Linked DNA regions of Homo sapiens: region 1 is linked to region 2. The links are chromatin contacts, found by Hi-C in ENCODE. All regions are on one chromosome and are shown on one strand. The core of a region is the stretch at or near the end of the contact, and the rest is flanking DNA. Distances in the headings are between cores, read along the strand shown.

The links. A loop is a pair of places that touch in the nucleus more often than their neighbours do. Pooled maps may share reads with other maps.
Region 1: a loop to region 2 is called in a map of CD8-positive, alpha-beta T cell, with 21 times the contacts of the local background. The contact joins the promoter of DDX18 here to the promoter of BUB1 in region 2. A Hi-C loop is called at or near these places in 2 of 168 maps with a recorded cell type or tissue (CD8-positive, alpha-beta T cell and naive thymus-derived CD4-positive, alpha-beta T cell), 1 of 37 single-sample maps with no recorded cell type and 8 of 50 pooled maps.

The regions. Positions count from the first base shown.
Region 1 is chr2:117,813,347-117,816,046 of GRCh38, forward strand. It overlaps DDX18 (DEAD-box helicase 18), which reads left to right and starts at 1,345. Exons shown (of 14, transcript NM_006773.4): 1 at 1,345-1,516. The coding sequence starts at 1,432. RefSeq lists enhancers at 1,107-1,401, 1,129-1,666, 1,212-1,341, 1,472-1,521, 1,542-1,591 and 1 more.
Region 2 is chr2:110,676,636-110,679,335 of GRCh38, forward strand. It overlaps BUB1 (BUB1 mitotic checkpoint serine/threonine kinase), which reads right to left and starts at 1,428. Exons shown (of 25, transcript NM_004336.5): 1 at 1,335-1,428. The coding sequence starts at 1,360. LOC105373554 (a long non-coding RNA gene) reads left to right here and starts at 1,577. Exons shown (of 2, transcript XR_923189.4): 1 at 1,577-1,962. RefSeq lists enhancers at 684-1,604, 1,605-2,525, 2,038-2,097, 2,358-2,447 and a silencer at 1,128-1,527.

The DNA.
Region 1 (2,700 bases), core at 95-2,594, 7.1 Mb after region 2:
CTTCAGCCTGCCTGATCATTAACAAATTAATCTAAGCACATTATTATTTGTTTGTCTTAGTTTTCCAGTCCAATCCAATGTGATTTCGAAGTCAATTCCTTCACATTCTGTTTAAACTCCCTCCCAAGTTTTCTCCCTCTCTGTTCCTCACTATGATCAGGTCTAATCTCCAGGGTCTCATGTTCTGCCCCTCCAAGTAAACAAATTAATCCAGGTTTCATGGACTCTTCCAGTTGTTCAGCTCAAATTGATTACTGTTAAGGGGAATTTGAGGGCATTGGGCCAATTTTTAAAGACAAATATGAATTTTTATGGAAATCTCCAAGTATTTTAATGTTGATAACAATTTTTTTAAAAATTAAATACTATATGCATACCCCTGTCTTCCTCCCCATCCCAAAAAAGAGATGACTATTAGCTAGCCACATTGCAATTTCTGTCCTGGACTGCTGAAGGGTCCTTGGGTATACTTAAGGAATATATAAACCTCTTTTTCAAACTGCAGTCAACCTATTATTAATGTAGTAAAGTTAATTTAAATTCATAGGAATCAGTATTTTTAGTAAGCTAAAAAGAATAATTTAGGATGGAATGAATGGAATTGAAGGAAAAAGAGTGAAAAGCAAGAATATTATTTTGAGAAATGTTATATTTATGTGTGTATGTGTACCAAGTGACACAGAAATTGTATTTCTGAGGAGAGTGGCCAAACAAGTTTGGAAATGCATATATATAATTTAGTTCTATTCAGTTTCCCAAATACAGTTGTCCCTCAGTATCCACAAGGGATTGAGTCCAGGACCCTCTATGGGTACCAATATCTTAGGATACTCAAAACCCTTATATACAATAGTGTAATATTTGCATTTATTTTACACACAACATCCTGTATACTTTAAATCATTTCTAAATGACTTATAATACCTTATACAACCTAAATGCTATGAAAGTAGTTATCACACTGTATTATTTTTAATTGTTTTTTTTTTAATGTTTTCAATGGGGGAGTTGGTTGAATCCACAGACAGGGAATTCAGGTACAGGGAGGGCCAACTCTAGTTCTGCACCCACAGAGGATAGGAACATAAAAATGCGGACTCCCTAAGGCCTCCTTCCCCTCCACGTTCTTTCTTCAGTCTTCCTCTAGGGGGAGCTCAAGTTAGCTTTAGCACAGTGTGAAGCCAGTGCAGCGTCTCGCTTCCACTTCTCCAGGGGGCGCTGCAAAGATTTTGGTCGCCAAAGATATCACGGTGCGCGCGTCTGGAAGCATTTCCGCTCTGGAGCATTTTCGTTCCGCCGGGTGCCAGCGTTCCTGTGACGCGTTTCCTGTTGGCCGAGCTGCGCACGTGCGGCCGGAAGGGAAGTAACGTCAGCCTGAGAACTGAGTAGCTGTACTGTGTGGCGCCTTATTCTAGGCACTTGTTGGGCAGAATGTCACACCTGCCGATGAAACTCCTGCGTAAGAAGATCGAGAAGCGGAACCTCAAATTGCGGCAGCGGAACCTAAAGTTTCAGGGTGAGATGCGTTGACTCGCGGTGGCTCAGAAGACCCACGCGCGAGCCCTGGCGCGTTCGGGCGGCCGGGGGCCCAGCTGCTCTGTGTGACGGAGGCAGCTTCCCCTGCAGCGTGTGTGATTGGGGAGAGTGAAAAGGCAGCTTCCACTCGGGACCCGCGCTGCTGCCCACTCGTCGCGTGGCTCCAGCGCTGCTCCTGACCTTTCTGAGCAATCAGTGTCTTCTTACAACGTTAGAGCGGGAGGACTCCCCGTTCACTTCTAGGCTTACGACTAACCCTGCCTTTTGCATTTCCACCTTAGCTTTTGGTTCCCTCACCACCTGCAAGTCGCACCTCACCTCATCCCTCATTTCCGGTTATGCTGCATGAAACGTCTCATTTCCACCCACTTTTCACATCTATTTAATTCCCGTATTTCTTTCCCCAAAAGCCCGTCTGGCTGTTTCCACAGAGCTTCTTTGATACTATTGCCTTCCTCTACCCACTTCCACACGTTCTCGTAGCACTTTCTCACCAGAGCTTCTACGTATTTGTGTCCCGCACAGTGACCTAAATGAAAAGGATTTTATCTGAATGTCACCTTTCTTACCTACCTCATTTGCAGTCCCAGTGTCCTGACAGTGGGGCCACAGATCTTGAAGTAATTGTGTTAACCTGTTGTCCAGGTTAAGATACAAACTCCCCGAGGGAAAGTTTGGAGGCACAGTGCCTTGCCCCAGTTGGTTTTCAACAGACATTAATTGAAAAAAAATTCTGCAGGAGGCAATAGGTTTGTGAATTTTAGGAATATGTTTTGAAATACTCTTGTATTTCTAATTCCTATAGAATAATACTACAGCATTACTACTTTTCAGCGCATATGTAAGTAAATTTGAACAAAAGATGGTGTTTTATCTTTTTCAGTAAACAAACAGGGAACCTTTGGTAAGGACATTCTCAGGTACAGTCATGCATCGCATAACAGGAGGGGGGATACATTGTGAGAAATGTGTCATTAGGGGCTTTTGTCGTTTTGCGAACTTTATCTAGTTACACAAACCTAAATCTACTACACACCCAGGCTACATGATATAGCCTGTTGCTCGTAAGCTGTCATCCTGTACAGCATGTTACTGTACTATACTCAGAGAATTGTAACACAATGGTAAGTGTATGTATGGCTAAATATATCTAAACATAGAAAA
Region 2 (2,700 bases), core at 178-2,677:
AATAAGAAAGAACTTTATGTATTGGTAGAGATCTCCAGGGATATTGTTAGGCAAAAGAGCAGCGTATATATATACTGTTATATTTTATGTGTGGTAAAGGCAAAAAATGTATACAAACGTGCAGACATTTAATATATTATAATAATGTAAATATTTATATTTCCAAAAAGAAACTAGAAAAACGGTTACATGTGACAGAGTGGGACAGTAGTCAGGTACAGGAGTTCTCGGTAAATACTGTTCTAAATCTTCTTTTAGTCATATAAACGCATTGCTTATTTTTAAAACTAAAAAAAATAATAATTCTGAAGTTTGAATGTCTCTCATGTCTTATAGCAGAGGGACAAATCCCTATTTCAGAACCTTTCTTCCAAAATATGTCTAGTAGGCTCGCCCAAGGTAAACATTTCATATTCTAACACCAACCACATTTCTCTAGTAAAATGACCTAAATGCACTGTAATAGTAAAACATCCAGTTCATTAAAGCACATTAATCTTTAGTAAGTCAAAACAGGACCAGGAATATCTGCTTTACCTTTAAAAAAGGGGCGGGGGACTTCTGAAAGAAAATAATTTGCTGGCTAGGTTGAAGGTTACAGAAAAAGTCTTAGAGCAAATGGATTTTTGTTTTGACTGCATTTAACAATCTCGGTCTTCTGATCGCAAAGAACTGATAAAACGGACCAGTTTTACTTCCTGAACCTATGACTTAATTGTTTTAAATGCCTTTAAGTAACAGTCTGGGTAAATCATCTAAGTCATAAAACAAAGGCGTGGGAACTTTAAGTAAAAAGTGAGTGATGTTAGCAGGTTGGCACACATCACTCAATAATGAGCAAAGCTATTTTTTTTCAATTTTTTTTTCTTAAAGTACCCTGTATTCAAAGACTTTTAAAAAATAGCAGTGAGATTATGGATAGGAGAGCAACTTTAAATTCGTTCCCTACTGTAGTCGAATTGTTAAATACGTGACTTTGAAAACGTATCACAAAATCTAAACACAAGGTTCAGGATTTTTGTTAGGTTGAACTGTCAGGAGGGGATTCCTTACAAAGAATAAACGAGAGCTCTGAGGGCCTAACGAATTATCCAGATTGCTCCAAACGGCCACCGCGGCGCAGATGGGCGGACAAGCGCCGGGCCTCAGCGGAACCCAAGGTGCCGGAGCCCTCCCCGGCTCTCAAGCAGCCCACGGCCTTGCTGGGTGGGACACATTCCAAACCCAGGAAGGGGGCGAAGGGGGCAAAAGAAGGCAGGTCTGGGGCGGGCCGGGCCCGAACCCCAGGCGCCCCAGCCCCCTGGGCTTCCCCACCCCACCAGACGGACACTTACTGAAGGACATTTTCCGGGGTGTCCATGGCCAGAGGACGCTGGCCGGCAGCGGCCAAACCTGAACCGCAAACTAGAAGCCGCCGCCGATTCGAATACCCCGCGCAGCCGCAGTCGGCTCGCCGAACGTTTCAGGGCGCCTGCCCATTGGTGGCGGCGGCAGAAGGTTGGCCAATCACCGGGGCCGTTGCTCGGAGGTCAAGTCCCACCTCCCTCCCTTGAGCCAGTAGCTCCTCCCACTTCCCGTGGTTTTCGGTTGAACCGAAACCTGGCCGTTGGCTGAGCGAGCGCGGGGTGTTTGGGATGCGGCACGGCGAGGGGGAGCAGGCTTGGCTCGGGCGTAGGGAATTGGTTTTTTTGTTTTAGCTATCCAGGTTGTGACTGGTTTACATAATTACACGATTAAGCCATCATTGTAGGAAAGGCTTTGCAGGAGAAAAATGTCTTAACTGGAGGTCTTTGAGACAGAAAAACCCTGCCTCAGCCCTTGGGTCCTGAGAGTCGCGTTTCTTCTCCCCTTCGCTTAAATATGTAAACCAGAATCATTATGTTTGGTTCATGGAACGGAGGAAAAAAATCCGTGTGCAGGGTCGAGACTGTCGTGGCGGAAGCCGCAGCACCCGGGAGGCAGGTGGGGAGAAAAAACGGGACCTGCTGCCGGGGACCCCTCCCGCTTTCTGGCAGTTTTCTATTCAGCGTCCTCGGCTGTGAGAAAACATCCCAGATGCTGAAACCAATAGTCTTAGCCCAGAATCTCAAACGCCGTGGCAAAGAGGGAGTGACGACGGCCTGTGGAAAAACCTGAGGAGTTTTGGGCTTAGCGCCTTCATGTAGAGGGGACGTGGAGGCGGGGAGGGCGTTCTAGGGTCGGCTGCGTAATTATACGAGGCACTGGAAAGTGATGGGTTAGTGTCCTTGGAGTAGACCCCTGGGTTTTATTGAACTGATCTGAAAGGCTGGGCCCTGAGCCACACAGGGGACCTGTCAAACAGCTTCAAGCGGAAGATGGGGCTCACGGGACTGGACTCTCTCTGCAGCCAGCTGTAATTAACACAAAAGCAGAAGAGTTTGGGTAGATTATAGAATGCCAGCTTTGAACATCTTTTGGGGGACAGGGCACTCTGGGAGACCAAGTTCTTAGACACCATAAAATCAAAAATAGACACCTCTTTGTAGAGGAGTCCAGATGTCTAAAGAGGAAATATGTAATAGGCTGATGTTTCTTTTGTTTTTTGTTTGTTTGTTTTTTGAAAAGTTAAAATACTAAGTTTATAAAGTGAAAAAGTTACAGTAAGCTAAGGTTGACTTATTGGAAAAAATGTGCTTATACTATGGAATGAGACCACCACTTCTCCTGTTGTCCCTCCCA